Regions from separate parts of the Mus musculus genome. Here all the other regions are linked to region 3. The links are chromatin loops, found by intact Hi-C in ENCODE. Cell type or tissue: heart. All regions are shown on one strand.

Region 1 (4,000 bases), 170 kb after region 3:
ATGGAAGATTAAAGAAAAGTAGTCACCATCACAGTAGATTATTATTCAGCTTTTAAAAACAGGAATTCTGATAGATTCTGATAGGAATGATTCTTAGGATTGCACCAAGAGAAACACACCCAACGAGACACTAGTACAAGATGGTTCCACTTAAGGCTTGTGTGGAGGCTCAAAACTGTCCCATCAGCGTGTGTATTCAAACCCTTGTTCCCCGTGGGAGGGGTTGTTTGGGAAGGCTATGGATCCTTCAGGAGGTGCTGGAGGAGTCATGGGAAGCAGGCATTACCGCTTTACCCCACTTCTAGCTCTCCCTGTGCTTCCTGTGTGTGGCTGGCATGTGATCTCTCAGCTTCCCCTGACATTACGAACTCTCCCTCTAGAACCACAAGCCCAAATAAACCCTCTCTTTAGTTACAGTATTTTATTACAGCAACAACAGCCAACACAAAAGGTTGACACACATGCAGCAGGAGAGCTCACAGAGACAAAGCAGAGGCTGACAAGGTTGGGGGAGTGTTGTTTAGTGAGTATAGACCTTCTATTTGGAAGGCAGCAACTGAGAGAGTTAATCACACCGGCCAGTTAACCTAAAGAGGAGATGGGATTCCCATGCCACCTATGAAAGACAGACAAAGGGGTCCCAGGGAAGGACCTGATGGTGACCTCTGGGAGCTGGAAGCAAGGCCTCATCGACAGTCAGTAAGAAGGCAGGAATTGCCTGGCGTGGTGGCGCACGCCTTTAATCCCAGCACTTGGGAGGCAGAGGCAGGCGGATTTCTGAGTTCGAGGCCAGCTTGGTCTACAATGTGAGTTCCAGGACAGCCAGGGCTACACAGAGAAACCCTGTCTCGAAAAACCAAAAAAAAAAAGAAGACAGGAATTTCTGTCCTAGCCCCTAGAGACTGGATATTGAAATCCACTTGAACAAGCTTGGAAATGGATTCCTCTGAGGTGAAGCCTCCAAGTGGAAACATGGCTCAGAGATGCCTTGATTTTGACAATGAGGCACTGAACAAAGAAACCAGCCATGCAGTGCCTGGACGTCTGACCCACAGAAATCTGAGCTAAGAGATGGTTATTGTTGTAAGTTGCTAAATTTGTAGTGTGAGGCATACAGTAACAGAGCACTAAGAAAAGACAATCTGGCAACAGTCCAAAAGTGCCGTGCCTTTTGTCTCAGGAGCTCTGCCTCTGGTATCTACCCCAGAAGGTAGCAAATGCTTTCTGGACAGAGCTGTTTACTTACAACTCTAGCATGCATATCTACACAATGGAATGCTTCTAGTAGCATTTTTAAAAACACAAAAATGCATCAAGACTGCAAATATATTATAAATCACCATATTAAGGGATCTCCTTTTACATTTATTTATTGTTTGGGGGGGTGGATGATACGTGTGTGTGTGTGTGTGTGTGTGTGTGTGTGTGTGGGTCAGAGGGTAACCTGCAGAGGTTGGGTTTCTCCTACCACATGGGTTCCAGGGCTTAAACTCATGTCACCAAGCTTGGTGGCAATCACCTATATCCACTGAACCATCTGTCCAGCCCAGAAAGTTACTTTTTAAAAGAAACCACTAATTAAAAAAAAAAAGCTACCAGTATATTTGTAGGGAAACATAGGGAGATTATGCTAGGTTGACCCCATGAAGAAGTGGAAAGGAGGTTCTCTCACCAAAACAAGAAGCCATCTGACCAGAGAAAAGGACGAGCTGAGGGGACAGGGGCGACGGTCCAGGGCCTTACTGCTGACAGGGCTCCATACATGAGATAAATGAACGGATGTGCTAAGTGAAAAAAATGACAATGAACAAAAGGTGCTGAGCCGTTATAAAGAACGGGGTGTGGGGTTTTATCAGACGCCAAGGCAAGGGAGGAGGGAACACTTGCAGTGACGTGGGTAGAACTTCCTATCTGCCTGAAGGAAGGGGCTGGTAGATTACAGATAGACCAGCGATTCAAACTTGAATTATGGATAGACCAGCGATTGTACCCCCTATTAAAACTTGTACTGGGGACGAGTGAGGTGGCTGAGTGGCTGAGCAGGTAGCTGTGTTTGCCATGCCAGCCTGACCACCTAATCCTCAGTGGAAGGGAGAACCGCCTCCATCCACAAAGCTCCCTGGCCTCCTACTGTGCACTGCAGCGCTACTCACCTACACACACCTACACACACACACACACACACACACACACACACACACACACACACACACACGACTAAGTAAGAACCATAGAAGAAAGGCATCCTTAAATCAGGCAGTGGTGGCGCACGCCTTTAATCCCAGCACTCGGGAGGCAGAGGCAGGCGAATTTCTGAGTTCGAGGCCAGCCTGGTCTACAGAGTGAGTTCCAGGACAGCCAGGGCTGCACAGAGAAACCCTGTCTCAGAAAAATAAAAGAAGAAGAAAAAGAAAAAAAGAAAGAAAGGTATCTTTAAACAAGGCCAGAGAGATGACTCAGCAAGGAAAAGCAAAAGCACTCGCCATACAATCCTGACAGTCTTAGTCGGTACCAAGAACCCAGGTGAAAAGCCAGATATGGTAGCACACTTCTGTACTTCCAGCATTCCTATGGTGGCGAAACAAGAGGCACTGCCTTAAACCAATTTCTAATCTGTTCTCTGACCTTCGCACACGCATGCACACACACACACTGTGATGCATACATGTAATCCTAACACTTAGCTGGCTGCAACAGGACGACCACATATTCAAAGCCAACATGGGCTATATTCAGTTAAAAACACAGAAACAAACAAACAAAACCAAAGTGACCTAGCAAAGAAATTAAGACAGGATCAGAATCAATGATCGTTCTGACCTAAAAGGCCCTGCTTCCAGGAATACAGCTTTACTAGACTGCAGCTAAGTCTGCACAGACCTTCCTGTCTCCCCTACTCAACCACTCCCATCCTCTGCCTTGTTATCACTTCTTCCCGGGAAGGCCAGGAGCCTGCCACCAGCTGTGCTCCCTGTCATCTCAGAGACTGCTGTGCTAAATCTGGCCATGGCTCTGCAGAGTCAGCAGGACTGAGTGCATCCTCAGTGGAGTGTAGCCTTACAGACTACCTTGGAGCTTCCTGTCCATTCCCGCAGCCCATCTCAGAGCTCTCCCCTCCCAACGCTGCCCCCATATGCCAGCCATTATCAATTCTTTAAGATGAATTCCTGCCAGCCCTCCAAACTCACGTCTGTCTCTTTCTCCTTCCTCCTCTCTCCCTTACCCCGCCCCCCACCTTCCTCCCACTCTCACCTCAGGACCTTTATACCAATGGCTGGTTCTGCCTGGAAGACTCTTCTATCCTTTATCTGGCTAATTCTTTGTCTTTTTGTGTGTCTGTATCTTTGTGTGTGTGTGTGGTGTGTGGTAAGTACACTACACATGCATGTCCCTGTGTGTCAAGGACAGAGGCCAACATGGAGTGCCTTCCTCCATTGCTTGCTTGTTTGCTTGACTGACTGACTGATTTACAGACTTTCTCATGGAACCCTGGAACTTACCAATATGGGTAGGCTGGCTAGCCAGCAAGCTCCAAAGATGGTCCCATCTCTACCTACTCAGTATTTGGATCACTGGGGTTTACAACCATGCCCAGCATTTTATGCGGGTCACAGGGACCCAAAATCAGTTCATGAAGTTTGCACAGCAATTACACAGATCTCCTTCTTCTTTCCCCCCCCCCACCCCGCCCTTTGGGATTCAGTACAGACACTTCTAAGGTTTTGCTGGACCGTCCTCTCACACCCCAGGATGAATTAGCTACATCTGTGTATCTGCAGGACCTAGCATTCTGTTTCTTGGCACTTGAGATATTATAATGGTATTTAATTATAGTACATTTTCTCCATTAGATTGCAATTTTCTTGAGGGTAAAAATCAATTTGCTAGTATAATGCCTACCACATGCTATTTGTTAACATATTAATTTAGTGACTATTTGGTATTAAAGGCAACTTAAAAATGGTCTTAAATGCTTATGCTACACAACAACATATACATC
Region 2 (4,000 bases), 300 kb after region 3:
ATCCCCGTTCCTTTCCTTCCTGACCCCCCCATGCCTCAGAAATAGTTTTGTGTATATTTTATGCAAAGTTAAAATTATCATCAACAACAAATTTTTACGATTTTATGTGCATGAGTGTTTTGACTATTATATGTATGGATGTGCACCATATGCATGCAGCTATGCAGTGTTCATAATCACGGTCAAAACAGAAATAAAATCATACTGAGCATGGTACCGTTCGCCTGTTAGGAGACATTTCATGAGTCTAACCATCTCAGAAACAAGTTCCATCTTGCTGGCAGGGCCAAAACTGAGTTCATGTTCCCAGATCCCAGAATCAACTCCTATCCTGCTTCTTCAGGTGTTTCATGTCTGTGTGTTAACCAGTAATGGATATAAAAAGGGGGTTTTGCCATTATCCCATTATCTAACTAAGGCATGCAAATAGTAAGTGTATTTATTTCCTGTCGTGATTTAACGGACTACGTGCAGTTCCCTTATCATTCTAAATGCCAGGTCAGAGTCCAGGAGGGGACTTGACTGCAAAAGCTGACTCAGGACATTGAAACCAGGATAAGGCACAACCACCAATGTTAAACTTCCTTAACTCCTTGTGTCAAAATATGATTAGTCACTGCAACAGCCCCTCCCCGCCCCCCTTTGTGTTCCCATCCTGCAGTGCAGTCTCCCTTGGGGGACGAGGTTCAGATCCAGAACTGGCTGCCCCATACAGAAAATGAAGCTTTCATTTTGAAGCTTTTGTATCTGAAGTGAGTTTACTTAGCTTCCTCCCCTCTCCAGAACCCAGTAAGCAGGGAGCTGAAACAGGAAGATCATTAGTTTGAAGCCAGCCTAGGCTTGACAAGACCCTGTCTCAAACCAACAAACATGGGGTTATTTGTGCCAGTGCTTCCAAAAGTAACTGTAGAGCCGAGAGGTTAAGGAAAATGGTGGTAGTGGTAATGTGTGTGTCTGGGTGGGTGTAACACGGGGATCTCACTTTGTAGCCTTGACTGGACTGAGACTTTCTAAGTCTTCCAACTCCCAGGGATCTCTGCTTGCTTCTACTTCTCACTAGCTTGAATTAAAGGCGTGCACTACCACACCCAGAAAGGTGTGTGCTTCCAGTGCGGTTGAGATTTGCTTTAACGCACATATTTTGTTGTTGAAAGTTTTAATCAGTTACTCCAAATCCGGGTTTTTAACAGCACAGGAAGATGAAAGGGACCGTAACACAAACCAGACTGTTAACTTGGAAAAAACGGTCCCTACCCAACTAATAATGCGTACGTTTCCCAGAGTTCCTAGCAGCGCGGCTCAGAGGCATTATGGGAATTGTAGTCCTACACCTCAGCGTCACAGCTCCGAGGACTCTGGGAACGGCCGCTCGCTCCACAAGGTGCACGCTTGCGCAAAAGCGCTAGCGCTCGCCCTTCCCCCACCTGCAGTCGCGAGTGGGTGACAAGAGCCCCCTTCTCCGCGAGCCTCGTGACCCGGAACCGCGAGTGGAGGCTAGACCCCTCCAGGTATGTCTGCAAGGCCGGGATGCGCGGGCCCGGGAGGAAGGTCGCGTCTGCGCCGGAGTGGGAGTCTCAACTTCGACGCCTTGCGGGCCGCGGCGACCCCTGGGCGTAGGGTCGGGCCTCGAGCTCTTCTGAGAGTCGGTCCCTATGGGCTGTTCGCGGTCGGCGTGTGTGGGGTCGGAGGAGGACGGGCAGCTCCCGGGCTCAGCCTCCCTTTGGGGGGAGACGCGCCACTGCTGGCCGTCGCGGGGCTCAGGCCGCGCGGGGGCGAGTCTGGAAGCCTGGCGGGCGGGCGCGCGCTTGACCCTCCACGAGGGTGTGGGGGCGGGGCTCACGGTGCTAGCCACGCCCCCACGGTGGCTTTGCGGGCTCCTGGAACCTCCTTGTTCCTGGTGTCTGGTGTTTCCAGTTATATTGTCACGGAATTATCACGTCTATCCCGTTACTTCCGGTTTGAGCGTCAGTATAACAGATTTTTCTTTTTCTTTTTTTTTTTCCTAACATTGGCTTTTCTTTTTTTCTAATATTGACTTTTCTGTTTAGCTTGGGTAAAAGTTTTCATATAAGTATGTTGCCGAGGTCCAGCCTCAGCTTGAGGTGAGGATGGTCCTGAGAAAGGGGTGAGTGGGAGTGGTGCTGACTGAATAATATATGAGTCAGTAGTGGATACAAGCTGTCAGTTCATGTGTTCTCTTGTCAGAAACTGAACCCAGTCTTTTATTTACTAAAGATTTATTCATTAAATCTTTTTACCGCTGTTAATCATTTTCTAAAAAAAAAAATCCATGGTTACATAAATTCCAGTAATCCCGAACCTCCAACCCCCGTTTCTTTGAAATGAAAGCTAAGCAAAAGTACATTTCCTTATCTCTTAAACACAGTGTTCTCTTCACGGGCAGCAGGGCACAGTTCTTGTGGTTTCTTATTGTTTGAACACAGTCTGTTCTTCACGGCAGCTGGGCATAGCTTTTGCGGTTTCCTGGCACAGCAGACAGTCATTAAAGTGGCTATAAGAACAGAAAAGTGACAGACTACTGAGGTTAAAATGATTTCTTGCCGGGCATGGTGGCGCACGCCTTTAATCCCAGCACTTGGGAGGCAGAGGCAGGCGGATTTCTACAAAGTGAGTTCCAGGACAGCCAGGGCTACACAGAGAAACACTGTCTCCAAAAAAAAAAAAAAAAAAAAAAAAAAAAAAAAAAAAAAAAAAAAAAATCTCTTACTGGGCTGGAGAGATGGCTCAGTGGGGTAAAAGCACTGACTGCTCTTCTGAAGGTCCTGAGTTCAAATCCCAACAACCACATGGTGGCTCACAACCGTCTGTAGTGGGATCTGATGCCTTCTTCTGGTGTGTCTGAAGACAGTGACAGTGTACTTACATATATTAAATAAATCTTTACAAAGTTTTAACATTTTCGCAAGTAAAGCAGGTGGCTCTGTCTGATCTCTCTCTAGGCATTGATCTCTCCAGTCCCTCCAGTAGCAAGGAGAATGAAGGACTAACTTTTTATATGCATATCATCTTTTAATTCTCTAATCTTTGTTTCCATATCTTAACAATTCCATAGCCTCAGGTCCAAGATTGACAATCTCTCCATAAACGTTAGTTCACTAGCCTGCTGTACTTTCCCGTTAAACTACACTCTCCTTCTAATACTATCTGTTTCTGCATCATACACACGTTTTCCTCCTATAAGATAAGCCCACCTGTCATTTGCTTGTTTTTTTACAGATTCCTTTTTTTTTAAAAGATTTATTTATTTATTATATGAAAGTACACTGTAGCTGTCTTAATGAGGGAGTCAGATTTCATTACAGATGGTTGTGAGCCACCATGTGGTTGCTGGGATTTGAACTCAGGACCTTCGGAAGAGCAGTCAGTGCTCTTAACCACTGAGCCATCTCTCCAGCCCCCAGAATACTTCTTCTTTTCCTATCCATGCCTTTTTTTCTTGAGACCACTTTAACTCTCTATCGTTGATGTCCCCAAGGTCACCCTGGCTAACTAATGCAGCAGGCATTGGATCAGGGTACACGTATCTCCTCATACAATTCCAAGTTTAAAGATAAGTCACATAATGAGTGCTTTTTAGTAAGGACCATCTAGGTTTTTCTGGCCTTTGTAGTTATGTTGTCTAGATCTTTCCATGGCCTTAAGGCCTGTTTGTCCCTAGTCCCCTGCAGCCCCATGACCACCCCCATTCCTGTGAACCGCTTCTGTTTCATCTGTTAAGAAGTGATTAGTTCTGAGTAATGGGGGAGGCGTATTCACCAGAAAGAGAAATTGAAAGTAAAATAAAGACAGCAGATCAGCTTCAGGGCAACCGCAACCATCAGCACATGGTATCCACAACCAGGTAATGCTCCTGGGCAGGAACTCTGTCACGCCGCCCCTTACGCAGCCCTGCCAGACTCAGTAATACATATTATACCGTCGCCTCTGCCTAATCCTCCCCTGCTAGCCCCTGCTAGCCCCTGCTAGTCCCTTTGTCTTC
Region 3 (4,000 bases):
TATTTTATTCTAATACTTAAATTACTTCACAGGTGTTTTGCTTGCATATACATGTGTATACCATGTATATGTAGGGCCCCTGGAAGCCAGAAGAGGGTGTCTGGTCCCTTGGGACTGGAGTTACAGATGGTTGTGAAGACTATATGGGTGCTAGGTATTGAATCTGGCTCCTCTATAAGAGCAACTGTTGTAGTCAGGGTGTTTATTGCTGTGGCAAAACATCATGACGAAAGAGCAAGTTGGGAGGAAAGAATTTATTCAGCTTACACTTCCACTTGGCTGTTCATCACCAAAGGAAGTCAGGACAGGAACTCAAACAGGGCAGGAACCTGGAGGCAGGCACTGATGCACAGGCCATGGAGGAGTACTGCTTACTGGCTTGCTTCATGTGGCTTGCTCAGCCTGCTTTCTTATGGAACTCAGGACACCAGCTGAGGGATGGCACCACCATGGGCTGGGCCCTCCCCCATTGATCACTAATTGAGAAACTGCCCTACAGCTGGATCTCATGGGGGCATTTCCTCAACTGAGGCTCCTTCCTCTCTGATGACTCTAGCTTGTGACAAGTTGATACACAAAAGCAGCAAAACTTTTGGAGGCAAACAGCTGGCTTTACTCCCCCATCTGTTGACTCATCCCTTGTCTTGTGTTTTGAGAACAGGGCAAAATAAACACAGGCGTGCACACTGATCCGCCTCCACAGGTGCTGAGTGGAATAGAACATGGATTGGAAGAGCAAGCAGGGCTCAACACATCTCAAAGCCCAGTGTCTGATGTCTCTCTCTGTGTATCTCTTCTGCACAGTGATTCTTTCAGCCCTTCTCTGCTTTCTACTTTTATGTTAACTTGATACAAGCTAGAGTTATCTGAAAGGAGGGAACGTCAATTGAGAAAATGCCTCCATTAGATCCAGCTGTAAGCCATTGTCTTAATTATGATCAGTGGGGGAGGGCCTAGCCCAAAGTGGGTGGTGCCATCGTGGGCTGGTGGTCTTGGGTTCTATAAGAAAGCCGGCTGAACACGCCATGAAGCCAGTAAGCAGGATTCTTCCATGGTGTCTGCATCAGCAAGTATACAGCAGTGTGGAAGTGTAAGCTCAACAAACCCTTTCCTCCTCAAGTTTCTTTAGCCATGGTGTTTCATCAGAGCAATAGAAACTCTTAATGAAAACACCTTTCTTATGGTAGTTCTTCTTGGTGTGTTGCACAGAATTTTAATTTCATTAAATTTTTTTTTAATTTTAAAGATTTCATTTTGTATTTGTGTGAGACATAGCCAGAAACCAAACAGATGGGGCCATTCAACCTTGGACTTTCAGCCTCCAAAACAGTCAGTGACATAAACCTCTTTTCTTAATAAAGTACCGACTCTCAGGCATTTTGTTATAGCTACACAAAATGGACTAAGACAGATGGATGGCAGGGGTGGCTATAAATAAAGACAGGTGATGCCCTCAAAGAGAATCTTAAGCTAATGGGGGAAGGGACTGACTAGTGTATAAAGACTCTGGTGTCTTGTCTTCAAGTAAATGAACCTGGCGTGTTTCTCTGATGCTTCTCAAAGTTAACCCTCCCCCAACCACTGTTTCTTACCTCTCAATCGTGTCCTGTGTCATCTTCACTGTTGTTCTTGTTGGAGGTTTTGTATTCCACAGAGCCTAGGAGAAGCTGGGATCCCCTCTTTTGTGTTAGCTTTCTGTGTGTGTGGGATGAAGATAGGAGCTCCAGCATTTCCCAAGGATTACACTTATTCTGAAATATGCATTATAGATTCAACTCATTCATTGGGCAGAATACCTGTGAGGGAAATTCCAGCCACTGCGGCTGTTTGGAAATCCACACGAGAGTATTCATTTCCTCCCCAAACAGTAGATAAGACAGGGAAGTTAGACCAGAGAACAAGACGGGAAGTTTTAAAACTAATCACACAAGCATGGTTTCTAAACAGGAACTCTGAAGACTGCCCTAACAAGGCGGGGCTGCATGCTGTCACCAGAGGGCAGCAGAGTCCAGGGACCAGAAGGCAAAAACCCAACTGTTCCTAGGCAGATCTGACGGAGACAAGGCTGACTTACTTATACTGGGCTTTGCTACATGTAGCTTATTGTTCTGTGCACAAGGCAAAAGGATACAAAGTACAAAGCAGAGATCAGAGTTCAGAGCTAAAGAAAGAATGCAATAGAACAGAACTGAGGGGTAGTTCCTCCCGCCACCCAAAGACCCAGTGGTCTGGGGAGTGCTAACACCTGGCTGGCGCTAGGTGCTCAGGCAAGAACAATTGCTAGATCAATAAGAGACAATGTGTGTATTTGCTTTGCTCTGATCAGAATTTAATGAGTTCTTTTGAACATGCTTTCTTGAATTTCTGCTGAGGTTGGATAGATTGTTTAAATGCTATTTATTGCCTTTGGCTACCCCCTGTAGCCTGCCTTTGCTATTGGTGGGTTCTTTTTTTCTTCCACCCTTCTCCAACCCATTTCTTCCACTGTTTCAACCTCCTAACACTAGATAGGAGAGAAAAAAAGGATAGATTGGGAAAACCGACATCTTTACTGTTAGAGTACTTTCTGCTGCGTAGGGGTATCAAGTTTTTGGGGGACAAGTTTGCTCTTCAGGATATCTAGTTTCTTCTTGTTCTTGTTTCTTCTTTGCACAAGACTACCTTAAAAAAAAAAGACATCCAGCTCTTGGGGCCCTAGCGTTTATATACTCTCTGAAGAGTCCCCCAAATTCCCAGAGTCACACGATCGCTGAGAACTGTCTGCCACTGTCAAAATGGCGCCCCTGCTACAGCAAGAGGTAACATAGTCAGCTGCTGTGGACAGTCTGAAGTCTGAAGCAGCCCCATGTCCTACACCTGGGACTAAAACAGAAATGTATTATTTTTCTTAAATGCATGTATGTATGTATGTATGTATGTATGTATGTATGTATGTGAGTACACTGTAGCTGTCTTCAGACATCCCAGAAGAGGGCATCAGTTCTCATTACAGATGGTTGTGAGCCACCATGTGGTTGCTGGGATTAGAACTCAGGACCTTAAGAAGAGCAATCAATGCTCTTAACCACAGAGCCATCTCTCTAGCCCCAGAGTGTCTATATTAACTCCACATCACTGTGTTCAGGAAACATCACAGAAGAGGAGGCATAGAGAATGAGGAATGCTGGGAGATGCTGTCTTTTTTATGTTTACATGTTTTATATGTTTATTGTTTTTTTAATTTTTATTTTTACTACTTTTTTTTATATGTTATTGAAATCATGACCTCACAGTAGCTGTGGTCACCTGTGTAAGACCTATCCAAGATCAAGTTAGCCAAAATCCCAGCATAGATGATTGCCGGGCTAGAGTTTATACTGAGGAACTGTGGGCAGTGGGTAGGTATTGAGGGATGGGGGAACTTTTTGGTTTTTCATTGTTTGTTGTTTGAGATGGGATTTCTCTGTGTAGCCCTTGCTGTCCTGGAACTTTGTAGACTAGGCAGGCACTGAACTCAACACATCCACCTGCTTCTGCCTCTGCTGGGATTAAAGGCATATACTATGACCATACCCAGCCTGTCAGCTTTTTATTATCCCATTGTCCAGAAACTGGGTACAACTTGCTCAGAGTGATAACATCTTCCTCCTTCTAGACCAGTCAGTGTCCCTCCTTCCTAGTGATAATGGAGTCCAGTCACCATCAACAAACACCAATGGGTCTTTGCTGGTTTCTTCTCAATGTTTTATTTTTCAAAATATACAATTTATTTACATCTTTATTTCACAAGTGCAGTTTTGTATATTTATCCCAAAAATCTCTAGATAGCTTCACCGTAAACAGTACAAATCATAGACTGGTCACACTGCCTCTCTTTAGTCTTTGCACCCATTGGGTTTTTGATAAGTTTCAAGTAGTAATCGCTTGTGGGTAAGAAAGGAACAAAAAGGAAGGCAAGATGATTTTTTTTTGTCTTTTACATAAGCTCAATACATAGGATTAGAAAGGGCCATCTGACCAG

The links. Hi-C counts contacts between places; a loop is a spot of excess contacts. Peaks named below come from ENCODE experiments on the same cell type or tissue, not always from the same donor. Only the 100,000 strongest peaks of a DNase experiment are listed, where the experiment ranks them.
Region 1: a loop joins it to region 3, with 3 times the contacts of the local background. A loop is called at or near these places in 2 of 42 quality-filtered maps.
Region 2: a loop joins it to region 3, with 4 times the contacts of the local background. A loop is called at or near these places in 2 of 42 quality-filtered maps.

What each region holds. Positions count from the first base shown.
Region 1 is chr8:111,507,645-111,511,644 of GRCm38, forward strand. The region is part of intron 1 of Wdr59 (WD repeat domain 59); the gene reads right to left. Among named protein-coding and RNA genes, the nearest start is that of Wdr59, 12 kb to the right of the region's middle. In heart, no CTCF peak of the experiment used is centred here; DNase peaks (open chromatin) are centred at 1,887 and 2,997; H3K4me3 peaks cover 461 bases; H3K27ac peaks cover 2,795 bases.
Region 2 is chr8:111,642,105-111,646,104 of GRCm38, forward strand. It overlaps Zfp1 (zinc finger protein 1), which reads left to right and starts at 1,339. Exons shown (of 4, transcript NM_001037665.2): 1 at 1,339-1,508. In heart, no CTCF peak of the experiment used is centred here; DNase peaks (open chromatin) are centred at 657, 1,417, 1,807 and 2,497; H3K4me3 peaks cover 2,220 bases; H3K27ac peaks cover 2,064 bases.
Region 3 is chr8:111,341,434-111,345,433 of GRCm38, forward strand. It overlaps Fa2h (fatty acid 2-hydroxylase), which reads right to left. Exons shown (of 7, transcript NM_178086.3): 7 at 3,705-4,000. Among named protein-coding and RNA genes, the nearest start is that of Mlkl, 5.2 kb to the left of the region's middle. In heart, a CTCF peak has its summit at 2,001 (motif pointing right); a DNase peak (open chromatin) is centred at 2,008.